Regions from separate parts of the Homo sapiens genome. Here regions 2 and 3 are each linked to region 1. The links are chromatin contacts, found by Hi-C or POLR2A ChIA-PET in ENCODE. All regions are on one chromosome and are shown on one strand. Each heading gives the region's core, a stretch centred on a gene start or an enhancer-like site at or near the end of the contact. The rest is flanking DNA. Distances are from core to core; before and after follow the strand shown. Region 1 has its middle 360 kb from the start of LINC02879. Region 2 has its middle 320 kb from the start of LINC02879. Region 3 has its middle 420 kb from the start of LINC02879.

Evidence for each region. A loop is a pair of places that touch in the nucleus more often than their neighbours do. ChIA-PET counts read pairs that join two places held with the same protein, here RNA polymerase II (POLR2A).
Region 2: a map of PC-3 shows a loop between it and region 1 (4-fold over the local background). The contact joins two enhancer-like sites. A Hi-C loop is called at or near these places in 2 of 168 maps with a recorded cell type or tissue (PC-3 and heart left ventricle). POLR2A ChIA-PET finds 5 or more read pairs at or near these places in 2 of 52 experiments (OCI-LY7 and Panc1).
Region 3: a map of endothelial cell of umbilical vein shows a loop between it and region 1 (4-fold over the local background). The contact joins two enhancer-like sites. A Hi-C loop is called at or near these places in 4 of 168 maps with a recorded cell type or tissue (A673, CD4-positive, alpha-beta T cell, endothelial cell of umbilical vein and 1 more). POLR2A ChIA-PET finds 5 or more read pairs at or near these places in 1 of 52 experiments (HEK293).

What each region holds. Positions count from the first base shown.
Region 1 is chr18:28,791,562-28,796,407 of GRCh38, reverse strand. No RefSeq gene overlaps it. Among named protein-coding and RNA genes, the nearest start is that of LINC02879, 360 kb to the left of the region's middle. Within about 2 kb of position 1,752, at least 3 of the 41 ENCODE cell types and tissues checked have a DNase peak (open chromatin) inside an H3K27ac peak, as active enhancers do; they include PC-3 and endothelial cell of umbilical vein, where a contact is called at or near this core.
Region 2 is chr18:28,832,261-28,836,794 of GRCh38, reverse strand. No RefSeq gene overlaps it. Among named protein-coding and RNA genes, the nearest start is that of LINC02879, 320 kb to the left of the region's middle. Within about 2 kb of position 1,679, at least 2 of the 41 ENCODE cell types and tissues checked have a DNase peak (open chromatin) inside an H3K27ac peak, as active enhancers do; they include PC-3, where a contact is called at or near this core.
Region 3 is chr18:28,733,365-28,738,062 of GRCh38, reverse strand. No RefSeq gene overlaps it. Among named protein-coding and RNA genes, the nearest start is that of LINC02879, 420 kb to the left of the region's middle. Within about 2 kb of position 2,287, at least 3 of the 41 ENCODE cell types and tissues checked have a DNase peak (open chromatin) inside an H3K27ac peak, as active enhancers do; they include endothelial cell of umbilical vein, where a contact is called at or near this core.

The DNA of each region.
Region 1 (4,846 bases), core at 503-3,002:
AACTTGTGATCCCTACCTAAGTGACTATTTAAGTTTCAGCACTCATGAAAAGTTTAGGGATTTGATAGTAATGTGAAATATAGTAAAAACCAAACAAACTTCCTAGAGCTTGAGAATGAGGCACACAGAAGCTTGAGTATATAAGAATTCAGGGAAACAAAAACAAGCAAAACAAAACAGAACAGCACTTAGAAGCTATGAAGTCCTCCCCACATTTGCCATTGGTCATTGAGTGCTGCTTACAGTGTAAAGACAGTGAGGAAAAAGAGGCACCATAAAAAAAGAAGAGGAATTAATATAGTGGATACATATTATATAAGAAAGAGAAGTGGTATATCATTTAGAAGTTCTCATCGCTAGTCCTTTACAGTTATTTTACTAATTTGAGTAACTTAAAAAAAATACTATATCAGAAATAAAAATGGAAAATTTGAAATGATCTTAGTAGTTACTAATATTAAAGTTATAAAAATAGTGTTATATCCATGCAGGTATATTAAGTCATCACTATAGGTTAGTCCTTCATTAATTATGCATGATATTCTTTGACAAAGTTCTAGAAAGCCAGAGAAAAAAGTCAAACAATCAATATGAATATTTGAGATTCAGATAAGACATGAATTCAGGTCCTAGCTTCATCATTCTTAGCCTGAGAACTTGAGGAAGTTAATCTCTCTGTGCAACAATTTTCTAATCTGTAATTAAAATAGCGCATCAACTCATAGGTGAGAATTTTACAGAGTATGTGGTACATAGGAAAAATGTTATAGAGTATCTGGTACAACATAATTAGTAGTCATTATTTTCATTACCTTTATTTACCTTAGTCTTAGGTAGGCTTCTGCTATCTTTACCCTTTCCCCTCTTTACACCTACACACTAATAATATCATTTCCTGGTTGGAATTTGGGTCTCCACACTGCACAACTCAAGAAGTGACAGTCACATTGTCTCCTAGGACTTATGCTCCCCTGGCTCTGTGTGACCCCGTGGCCTTACAAATCAGAATGTAAATATTTGCTTGGGGAATTCAGAGAAGTAACTGTCTGATTAGATAATTGTCATACTAATGAGGTTGAGAGGCATTTGATCTTATTTTCCCCACATATAATAATTACAATTGCCTTGCTGGATATATTTGAGACTCTGTTACATTGCTCCCTTCCAGTCTGAAATTTTGCAGAAATAATGTTAGCCTATAATGGCAAATATTTAACCTTTCTCTAGTGCTCAACTTAAACCTCTAGCCCCAAGAAATGAGCATCTCCAGAATACAATTCTCATACTATGCCCACACATGGCCTATGTTTTGGCTCATGCTATTATCAACTGACGTGTCACTTCCATTCCCATGTGATTTTTATTCCTCCTTTACAGTCAGCTATTTAATGAACTATTTCTGAGTTTGCTTATTTTTCCCCTTTCTGATCAGTTTCTGGCAACAGTAAACATCCTTTATTATCCTCAAATAGTTTCATGTGAGTCAAACTGTTCGTTTTCTCACTTTAAGAGACACCAAAGACAAAACCCATTTCAGGAAGACCACAAAAAATCACAATGTACACAAGTTACAGTTATTTTAAAAGTCATTGCTGTGTCAAGACTACCTCCCTGACGTGTCAGAGAAAAATATGTTCTCAATAAGCTCATGGCATTTTGTGTAACAATATGCCGTGGGTTTGTTTGGAAACTAAAAACTCATATCCTTATATTGTTCAAGGTTTCTATGACTCAGAATCCTGGTTTTTGAGCATTGCTTCTTGTGACCACGTAATCCAGGTTTGGAATCTTGGAACCCAACCAAATAATTTTTAATGAGTAAATCAGGTGCATTCTCAAAGAAGTGAAATTGAACTGAATATTATTTAGTGTCAAAATGAGGGAAGAGACTACACACTGATCTAGATAACATGCCTTTCTGGAATTACTGAACTAGATAAATTGCTTTAAAATCTATATCAAAGAAATAGCTTTATCTCTCAAAATTAGCTTTATCTTAACTAGATAATACTTTCAGCATGGACTGCATCAAATACCTCCATATCATCACATGATGAGTAACTTATATGCACTAAATGTATTCGTATAGATTGCCTTTTTAAAGATTATTGGGTAGTTAAATTATAAGCCATGTCTCAGGCTGCTTTATTCGTGGAAGCTTGTTGTATTAGCCAACATAGGCTAGATTATGCTGTGGAAACAAAGAACCCTCATATCTCCTGGATTTATAACAATAAAGGCAAATCCTATTAGAAGTCCATCAAAAGCTGGCTGTGATTCTGACCCATGTTGTATTCACTCCACACAATACCAAGACTACTGGATCAGTCTCTAGCTGGAATGATGCCAATTGTGACAGAGGGCAGGGTGCAGGATGTAGTGCCTGCTGGCCTTAAAGCTTTTGCTGAGAATGGCACATATTATTTCAACTGACATTTCCAGAACCCAAGCAATCATACAGCCCCAGGAAAGTTCAACAAGATAAGGGTGTGTCTTAGATTGGTTTCCCTGGAGTGGACCCTGAGATGAGGATTTCAATGCAAGTCATTTATAAAGGATGAGTTCCCAGGGAGACCATGGTGGACAAAAGAGGACATGGAAGAGAACAAAGCCTGGCAAGGGTGAGATCTGAGGTAGAAGCAAAGGGAAGGTTAAGCTTCAGTTTGACCCCAGGGGGAGACCTCTGGTGCATAGATTACTTCCCACGAAAGGTAAGGAGGCTGGGCTTTCACACTCCTTCACCTCACAATCATTGGTTAGTAGCTGTGGGATAGGCACCCTGGGCTCTCTAAGCTTGTGAGGCCAATATCTCCGGTAGCAAAAACAGTCCACACAAATATAGCATCTGGTGTTGGTCTTTGAAAGCCCCTGAGAGGTGGGCAGGGGGCAGCATTCATAAAGGCAAAATGGGATCTTAAGAGCGCCCAAGGAAGCACAGCACTTTCAGTGTTTGCTAGAAGAAACAAAATCATCCTCTGGAGGAAAGCAAAGGGAAGAGGCACCAAACATGGGTGAACAAAAATACAGTCTACTAGAGTCAGCCTAGAGTCAATAACATTTGCTTCTATTTCTCTGACACGACAAAACAACACAATACTCCTATCCAATCCCTGCTTCAAGTTCAAAGCCCAAGATCTCTGAGTGATGCCTGGGAGTCTCTACAACGTGTCTAGACACTGGAACCAAAAGGAGGATTTGTCTGACCAGTCTCAACAATGTGTATGGGGACACACAAATATGTACACAAACAGATTATACAACTGTGGAATAGACATGGTAGGAATATAGAATATATACAACATATTAAAATATCCAATATAATAGAACATTTGCTATTTGTCTTGTCATTTTTTCCCATTTATGAGTACTCACATGCCCCTTACATTAAATTAAATTAAGTCAAATTAAATTAGTTTAATTGTGGGTACTTTGAGCCTATAAGGCTTTTATGGAAGAGTCATATTTCAACCTCTTTTTCCTGAGCCATTGTTTCCTGAGACATCTGAAAGGTCTTCCTGGGTTCAATATAAGCCATTCATGGGCTTTAGCTCAGGGTGCAATTGGCAGACTCTTGACTTTGTCCTCATCCTAGGCTGTCACTCAAAAGGCCCCTTAGTGTTATCTTGTACTGATTAGATGAGAATCAATAGCAGCGTTCAACCTGGCAAGTCCCTGAATTTCTGAACTCTCAAAATGCTCTTTATTTCTGCTTGTAAACAGGCCAATACTTTTTTTTCTTTTTTTCTGAGATCGCTGCTTTGTTATACAGGTATTACCTTTCTAAAAAAAAAAAAAAAAAAAATCCAATACAAGCTGACTCATGTTACAGGAAGTCTCTTTTCCTACTTTCTTTTTCTTTCGTTCTTCTTTCGTTTTCACCTAAAGGAATAAGCTCATTAGGGACATTGTCTACCTTTCACTATATTGCAAATAATAGGAGATTTTTTACTTCCCAAAATGTTTCCCACAGTGTAATATTAATAACCATTTTTCTAGCTTCAGATAGATAGCAATTTGTTTCACTGTACATAGCCCAGTTTCCAAAATCAGTGCCACCTAATCTAGATTTTGTTGTTGTTGCAACATCCACTTTATTACTGATTTCTGTATTTTCAGGATAAGTAAGTTATGCTGCAGTTACAAAGAAGTCCCAAATCTCAGTAGTTTTCAATAAAAAAGTACATTTATTTTTCATGAGCCTTCGGTTGGCTGAGATTCTGATCCATATTTTCTTTCTCCAAAATATTGACAATGCTTCACTTCAATAACATTCATGTGCCATTGGCTTTACCAAATAGTACAGCCATGCCCGCATTTAATAGGGTAGGGAGACTTAGTCTTCCAGAGGGAGGCACACATGGAGTGCAGGGAGCACCAATTACAGGAGGCAGTACAACAATGTTCCACAGTGACCACATCTCTTAGACCAAAATCCATTTAGCAGCTCAGGATTCACTCATATCTCACAGATCACACTGGGGACATTATTTTAAGAAACAAGTAAGTATGTCTTTAATAGAAATGCCATACACACTTGTGCTTCAGAGGACTCAAAAAAACATATGATGACCATGGATCCCAATTGGCTCTCATAATAAAACTGCCTAGTGGATACATGTGAGCCCAAACCTGCTATCTATATCATGTGTGGCCATTTTTATCATGATGAGTTCCACTCCATTTGATTTTCCATAAAGAAGCCTGCCTTTTCTAGGATGATAGCAAACTCTGTGAGTTACACAGCAGAGCTTTATAGCCGTGGAAACAAGAAAGCCTACCAGGATTGTGCCTTTCCATAAAAGGAAATTTTGAAATATCACCTTTATATTGGTCAGTCCCCTACAAA
Region 2 (4,534 bases), core at 430-2,929, 40 kb before region 1:
GTGCTGGGATTACAGGCATGAGCCACCATGCTTGGCCAGTTTTTTCATAATATGCATTTTCCATGAAATTTTTGAAGACCTCTCATATTTCATCACCAGCTAATATTTAGGTCCTATCATCCTTTTAAAAGCTTCCTTTTACTTCCATTTTTTCCATTTGCATTCCTAGGATCAAATATATAGCTATACAAAATATATTTAAAAATATATCCTTTTGGGGTCTCGTAAGTGCATGAAAATATCATTTTGTTGGCTAATGGACTTGGATAAAGCCTTGGGCCAGATGTATCCATCTACATATATGAAAATAATCATCACTTCTTCACATATTGTTAACAAGTTATTGATACATTTTCTATGAGCTTAGATTTATTATGAAAATTATTTTTCTATCTAAAAGAGACTTGCAAGACAATTTGGCCAAACCCCTTATTTGACTTGTGAGGCAATTAGAGTCTAGAAAAAGCTGGCATTTATCCAGATTCTTATAGTTAGAATATATCTGAAATACGGCAGATTTCTCTACCCACTGTGCCTATGAACCTGCCACTATAACTATATTTATAAAAGCCAACTGTAGTGTTCTTTCTTTAAAATATGTACAATCAATTCTGCTATAGTGGTTATTTTGAAAACACAAATTTGTTCCAACACAATTGACATTTTAGAAACAATGTGGGCATAATACAAATTTCATGGTTGTTTATGCCTGGTTTTTTCCATAAGAAGTTCTAGTTGGTGCAAAAATTGTCACCCAGCTGAAAGGAGCCACATAGGAATACAATCATATGCCACATAACAATGTTTAGATCAATGATAGACTGCATATATGAGAGTGGTCTCATAAGATTATAATGCCATATTTGTACTGTACCTTTTCTATATTTAGATATGTTTAAATAAACAAATACTTAGCATTGTATTACCATTGCCTACAGTATTCAGTACAGTAGCATGCTGTACAGGTTTGTAGCCTAGGAGAAAATAGGCTGCTATAGCCTGGGTCTAGTAGGCTATACCATCTAGGTTTGCGTAAGTATACACTATGATGTTTGCACAAGGACAAAATTGCCTAAAAACACATTTCTCAGAACATATCCCTGTCACTAAGTGATGCATGACTGCACATAAAATGCATACATCTCAAACATCTGCCAGCTACCTAAGTCAACCATGTATCTTATAAACCACACTCATTGAGGTAGACAGAATAGGCCCCCAAAATGTCCATTCCCTGATCCTAGGAACCGATGAATATTATGTTATATGGTGAAAGGACTTCATAGATTTAATGGAAGTTACTAATCATTGATGTAATTTAAAAAAGATTATTCTGGGTTATACAATGGGCCTAATCTAATCACATGAGCCCTTAAAAACAGAGCTTTCTCTGGCTAGAGCAAGAAATATGAAACAGAAGGAGAGTTCCCAAGCACTGGAATGGTTTGACATACAGTCACTGGTTCTGAGATGCAGGGACCACATGTATGGACTAGAGAGAGGCCTGTAGGAACAAGGAAGCCTTCATCTAACAGCTAATAGGAAAATTGGGACTTCACCTTGTATCCCTCAAGAAATGGCTTCTGCAGCAACTGGATGAACTTGGAAGTGGATTGAATCCTTCCCAGAGGATCCCGTGGAAAAAACCGCCTTGCCAACACGTTGATTTTGAAACCTGAAGCAGAGAACCAGCTGAACTACACTATGCCCAGACTTCTGACTCATGGAAACTGCCAAATCTGTGACTAAGGAAAGACAAACATATCTTTTCACATCTGGTGTGACAAGTTTTCATCCAATTTCGTATAATTCTCTTTGTGGCATTTCACAATAACTCACAAACTGCAACCTTTCTAATGCCCACTTTCACAGGCAAACTCCAGGGATTTTTAAACATAAAATTTAAACATAAAATGTCATATTTATTGAATATTTGTGTGTATCTTAATCATTAAACACATGTAAAACTTTGCCACCATTTTTATTATGTTTTCTCCTTTTTTGTATGTGTCATGGATAAAGTTTCTCAGTTTCATGCCCCATTTTTTCTGTAACCCTAGTGGTTTTTATTATACAATTTTGCCTAGCATGATTAGTTTTAAGAATGCATATATTTTGGTCTCTTTCTCTCTCTATCTCTATCTCTCTCTAAATATATATATATATATATATTACATCTCTCTATAATGTTATAGACCCATTTCATAATATAATATATTGCAATTGTTACATGGAACAATTATTTATGCAATTGTTATATGGAACAATTATATACGCAATTGTTCCTTAGTGTGTGTATATATATGTGTGTGTGTATATATATATAATATATATATGTGTGTGTATATATATAAAATATATATATGTATGTGTATATATATGTGTGTGTATATACATTTGGTATACATACATTTGGTATATATAATATATATATGTGTGTGTGTGTGTGTGTGTGTGTGTGTGTGTGTGTGTGTGTGTGTGTATAGTTGTAATGCTGTGGCTTCTACTTCTTATGTCTTGGAAATGGGTCCGTTGGATATAATCTGAATTTATATGGTGCTAATTAGTTTCATGACATAATTACGCTATAAAATGTCTCTTACTTCTAGAGCTTCATAGATGCTTCTTTTTTGAAGCAACATTATTGCTCTCTACTTCTTCTTAGGGGAAGCTGTAAGAGTTAGGTGTCTTCCATGGGCTTTCATGTTATCCTATTTATATAAAGATTCAGCTCATCATTCTGTGTATTAATTGCCCATGCATTTTCCTAAATCCTTGTTGGATTACAAGCTTTAAGAAGACAGATACCACATCTATTTTATTTTTTCATATTGGTGTATCAACACTCTGGCTTTTGCTTAACACATAAAAATATACAATCAACATTTGTTTAATGAAAATACTATAAATAATTGAAAATATAAACGATAATTCAACACTATGTGTATTCCTATCTTCTCACAATGTGTATGGCTGAGCAGATATAATAAAATTTTCTTTTAATTACTAGAACCGTTTATTTCAACATTCCCTTCTATGCATATTTTAGAATTCTTTCACCAAAAATATGCATCTAACTCTAGTAATAGTTATGTGAGATTCTTCAGGCCGTGACATAGAGCAAAGTATTTGTTGAGACATAGAACATAGAATAAAAATTGTTTCTTATCTCTTTAGGTCAGATTCCAAGTATACTATTTCCTAAAGCTTTATAATTGGTAATCATTGTTTAAAGATAAAATTAGCTACATAATTTGGCTTAGTAGTTCTTCTAAGGTGCCTATGATGATGTGAGATAGACAGGCTTCAATTTATGAGCAATCTAGGCAAGGATAGCTTACTCAACCTGCAAATTACTTGCAAAATACATGAAATGTTTATAGCTCTAGTTGAAAATACTATACCAAAATGTTTCTGGGGTCACATTAAAAATGATTGAATGGTTTGAAAACTGTTCATCTTGTAGTTTGTTTCAGGAGAGAAAAGCCAGATAAACAGTTTGGTATTTTGCAACTGCTTCTTAGTATCAACATGACTAGAGGCCAGAGGCTGGAGAAGAACACAGCATATAATCGAAAATGGAATAGTCCAATCTTTACACACCCATAGCATATTTTAACTATATTCTTTAAAAAATTTATATGCAAGTAGATGATAGTTGATCATATTTGTATGAATTCTATCTTCAGGGAGTAACAAATTTAGAACTGTGTGAGCAAAGAGTACAAATGAAAGGAGAGTAACAGAAGTAATCCCTATCCTTATGGAATTTATAATCTAGTTAGTAGATAATAAAATAATAATCTAAACAGAAGAATAGCCCAGGAAGAACAAGACATGAGAAGGCACTAAACAGTGTGACACAGATGCAGAAGCTGGATTCAAAATTCTATATTTGAGAGAAGAGAATGAGAACACTGAGGACAGGAATAGTCAGAAAGACCACTCTGCTAGGAGATCTCTTTGCTCAGATAAAAACCAGGAAGCCAATGGTTTGTAACTTGGGCAACTGTTCACTGGGAACCCAAATGAGTCTGCCAGCTTACTTTGCATTCATCGAACAACCAGCAGCTCATAAAAAAAACTTTCAGCCATTGCTGACCTTGATTAGAATTGAGGCTGGAGCTAAAGAAAAAAAGTGAGCTTTCTGTGTTCCAATTCTCTATTCCACTCATTCTCTCCAGATCCTGGTTGTGGGCTAAGCTCTGCTTAACCACAGAGTGCAAGAAAGAGATGCAGCTTTTTAGGTATGTGATAACAACAATCATAAATAAGTACAAACACACATATACCTGCAAGCAAATAGAGGAGCACAGATGGTACAAGAGAATCTTTCTATAGGTCTTGAGCCAGACCCCATTACTCTCTGTTTCATATAATGGCCTTGTGCAGTAACTGTGGACCATCACACTGCACAGATGGAAGAGAGAGTTAGAGGGCTATTGAACATGTGAATTTTCCCAATGTGTCACAATTACAGAAACATCTGTGCTAAATATTTTCAAGCTGATCCACTATAAAAATTGGCAATGTT
Region 3 (4,698 bases), core at 1,038-3,537, 59 kb after region 1:
GGGAAGGAAATTAATAAACTCTTGCTTGCTCCTAAAAGAGCTGAAATTACCATCAGTGTTCTGGATTTTTTTTTTTTTTTTTTTTTTTTTTGCCTATAGTGGGAGTTTAGGTAAAAATAGTAATAGTTACTTTAAAATAGCCTACTTAGAATTATAATTACCTCATCCCAAAGGTTGATATTTAGTATACTGTAGAAGCAAACCTTGCCACTGCTTTGTGTAAGGTTTGTAAAGGTTGATATTTAGTATACTGTAGAAGTAAACCTTGCCACTAACTCCTGTATTGGACCCTGGCTCCCTCTCACTGTCTTTCCTAGCACCTCAACCCTCTCTAGTCACAGTTCTTGAAAGACTCCAGACTGTTCATTAACATCTGTGTCATAATCAACTTTAAGAATTTTTACGGGGTCTAGGAAAGTAAAACATCTTTGATGCAGCTCAACCCAATTTCTTTTAAACCAATTGGTGTGTCCACAGGCTGATGTCTGCCTAGATCTCCTTGGACCTATTTTATTATTTCTGTGATTACCTCTCTCAGCTTTAAAAGGCATTTGTTCAACTTTCCTATGAGACTCCATTTCTAGGGGCCATTGAAACTGGCAATTCCATGAGCTGGCATCCCCAAAGGGTGACCTTAGTAAATGACCAGGAGGTAAGAGAGTAGAAAGCCTAACTCTATGACCTCAAGGTGAAATCACTTCCCTGAAAGGTGGGATCAGGCAATCATCAAGAGGATTTTGCCAGAAATTTTACCTTTGTTGGTGTTTTAATCAGTTCAAGCTACCATAACAAAATAATATAAACTGAGTGGCTTGTATACAACAGAAATTTATTTCTGATGGTTTTAGAGGCTGAGAAGTCTAAGATCTAGGCATCAGCAGATTCAGTGTCTGGTAAGGTCCTGCTCTCTGATTCATAGATGACTCCTTCTCACTGTGTACACACATGGCAGAAGGGGCACAGGAGCTCTTTGGGGCCTTTTCTATAATGGCACTAACCCTATTCATAAGGACTCTGCTCTTATCATCTAATCATCTGCTAAATTCTCCACCTCCTAAAATTATCACATTGGTGATTAGCTTTCAACATATGAATTTTTTGGGGTACACACATTCATACTATAGTGCTGGCTTCTTCCTCTTTCTTGTTCTGCTTCTGCCTTTCCATATTAGTGTCTCCAGGAAGTACCTTCTTAATGTGTCTCTTGGGCATAAAAGCTCATCTCAAGATTTGTTTCTAGGGATATTGACCTAAGAAAGCAACTTCTATAGTGGAAAATAATGCCTGTAACAAGAGCCACTGCTAATTCCTCATATACTCTCTTATCTTACTATTCATGAAATCTTATGTAAAATTCAGAAGGGGTAAGAAATGACAAATTCATGATATCAACCCAAACAAAATAGCATATCTTTGGAGACAAATCATGGATATTTTCTTGTTTTTAATGTGGTTATGAAAAGGTAAAGTAAGGGAGAAACTGGAAAAATTAGTTTACGCTTAAAACAAGCCCCCAGTTTAAAGCTGACATTGATGTGTTTTCACCACAGGGGCTTCTCAAGGCTGCTCCAGGCTGTTCTCTATCAGTGGTTAGCCAAGAGGACTATAGAAAAAGGGAGGAAAATAACATCAATGCTCTGACCTCCTGCTTTGTTTGAAATTACTAGTAGTAAAGACTGAGCTGGTAAGAGCTTTTAAAAGCATCTGCTCACCAAATCTTTTGAAAAGTTCTGTAGTCTTCCACTCAAACCAACAAATAATCTCTCTTTTTCACTTACTCCTAAAATAAATTTTTTTTTGTATGATTGTAGAAGCTTCTTAACTTCGTACCAACTCAGAGGGAAAGATTTTGTCAACTCTGCCCCGAACATGGTTTTATTTAACATCCTAATCCTAACAAATTTCACTTTCAATTGATTTCTGATTTCTTTTTTATTAAATAAAGGCTGCATATGGCTATAGGCTTCCAGAAGGGAGTGTGTCACTTCCATCCAAATGTAATATAGCCTTTAATTACAGGAAGCTCTGTCAGTGCATAATAGACATGCTGGGCTCTAGGGAATTCCAAAATACTTCTTATTCCTTGTCAGAGATAAGATAAATGAAACATTCCCAGCTTGCTTGTGGCTTCCTCTTTCAAATCTTTCAGAGGCGGAAGGGCAGTTTAAAAAATTAACTCCCTAATTCTTTCCTCATAATAGAAACTGTTTGCCTTTAGATACTAGACCATTTTTGTCTTACGTAATGTAGGATCATGGAAAGAATCCCAGACATTGAGTCAGAAGATTAAGGTTCAAGTTCCAGTTTTGTCATTTAATTGCTACAAGGAACATTCTTGATTTCCTTACCTATAAAATGAACATAAAAAGAAACAGTCACATCTACTAAAAAAAAGTTGTTTTGAAGAGAAAATAAAATACAAAATTAACTAACTCAATTTACAATGAGATGTGGCAAGAAAATGTACACTATAATAACTAGAGAAATAAAAGGCTTCAATAAAGGTGTCAATTTCAAAGGGATGACAAAGACTATATCCCTTCTTGCCAGGCTCAAGAATTACTTGTAGTGCTAATCAACACAACAAAAATAACCTTATTTTTTATTTTTTTTTTTTGAGACGGAGTTTCGCTCTGTCGCCCAGGCTGGAGTGCAGTGGCGCGATCTCGACTCACTGCAAGCTCCGCCTCCCGGGTTCACGCCATTCTCCTGCCTCAGCCTCCCGTGCGTAGCTGGGACTACAGGCGCGCGCCACCATGCCCGGCTAATTTTTTTTGTATTTTTAGTAGAGACGGGGTTTCACCGTGTTAGCCAGGATGGTCTCGATCTCCTGACCTCGTGATCCGCCCGTCTCGGCCTCCCAAAGTGCTGGGATTACAGGCGTGAGCCACTGCGCCCGGCCCAAAAATAACCTTATTTCTAATTGTCTTTAATTTTGTGAATTTTACCTTTAATATTTCAACCTTTATACTTTTGTTTTGCCTATTTATTTGCCTGTTTTTCCTCCTCCTGGCAGAGAAAGAAAATCACTGCATGATATTTACAAAATAAAAAATAAACAAAATAATAAGAGCACTTCATACTCATCATGAATCTAATTGGGTATTTTGAATCCAGTGGTGTACACGCAAGGCAACTCTGATGGAATGTTCAGAAGCTTAAATTTGGAGTAAATACATTTGAATTTCACCCTTTTTTGTAACTTGTCAGCCATCTAAATTTTTGTAATACACTTAACCTTTCTGAATTTTCATTTTCATCTATAAAGTGTCAATAATATCCATGTATCAGGAGAGTTGTTGTGAGGATTAGTATAAACACTTATTATCTATCTAACACTACTGTCAATACTGTTATTACTATGTCAGTCAGGTGTGGTATCGGGGATGATAAGGGAACTTTTTTTCATTTAATATCTTTATAACTGTCCAAGGGGTTCTTCCTGTCTGCTGCATGAAGGACTACAGCATCACAGTAGAGAAAGAGTTTAATAGACACGAGCCCAACCATGTCACAGGGGAGACAGAGTTCATACTCCAATCATCTTGTCCAAAGCTCATAGGTTAGGGGTTTTTCAAAAGCAGTTTGAAGGAAGGGGTGGGGAAGGCCAGGTAATGGTCTGATTGGTAATTGGTGAGGAAGGCCAGGTAATTGCTGCTGATTGGTTGGGGCTGAGATGACATCATAAGGGGTCAAAGCTGTCCTCCTGCAGGCTGACTTGCCTCTAAGTGGGGCCACAGGAGCAGAGTTGACGGGTCTAGGTGGAGCCATGTTTGTCAGACACGCAAAAAACCTGAAAAGATATCTCAAAAGACCAATCTACAACAGTGATGTTATTTGCAGGAATAATTGGGGAAGTCGCATATCTTATAACTTCCCGAATAATGGCTGATAATCGTTTATATAAGTCTGCACTTTAGCAGGACTCAGGATTCTCTCGTCCCATCAGCCTGATGGCTCCCCATTAGCTTTACAAAACTGTTGAGTTTCCTGGCAAGGCCTATTATCTTTTAAACTACAGCCTAAATGTTTTACAAAGTTAGCTTTGCCCAATAGCCCAGGAATAATTAAGGGAAAGGCAAGATGAGGGTAGGTTAGCTTACTTTACTCTCATAATTTTTCTCACTGATATAATTTTGGCAAAGGCGTCTTCATCTTTTTCCTGACATGAGTCCTCTCTTCTACATATTCTTCTTTCAGGGGCATCCATTGCTCCAATACCTACATTTAGTAAGTCATAAAATCCTTTTGGTGCTCTATTCTAATTTTTTCACACTTTATTTTGATCCCATTACCCTAGTCAGCTCCTCACAGTTTCTGTTTTCACTTTCTTTCTTAAGTAAACTATTGTAAAGGCCTCTGTGCTCTTCTCCAAATCATTCTCCTATTTGCCAGTTGTTTTCTCCATAAAGCATAGAACTGATCACACCACTCCTCTGTGTATAATCCTCATATTAATTTCTATTACCTACATGATTAATTCAAAACTTTTATAACAAGTTTCTAACCCTCTGTATCTTACTTCTGGCCTGTCTTTATCTTTGTAAGAAACCGACTTTCCTAGGAAATTGTAATCCCTTGCCATTCCCCACCCACACCCTTTCTCACATTCACATATCCATATCCACCCCTGTTTTACCCCCTCTCCCAGGAGTTCTCCCTCCCTTTCTCCTACCTTTCCTGATCCTAGTCACAGTT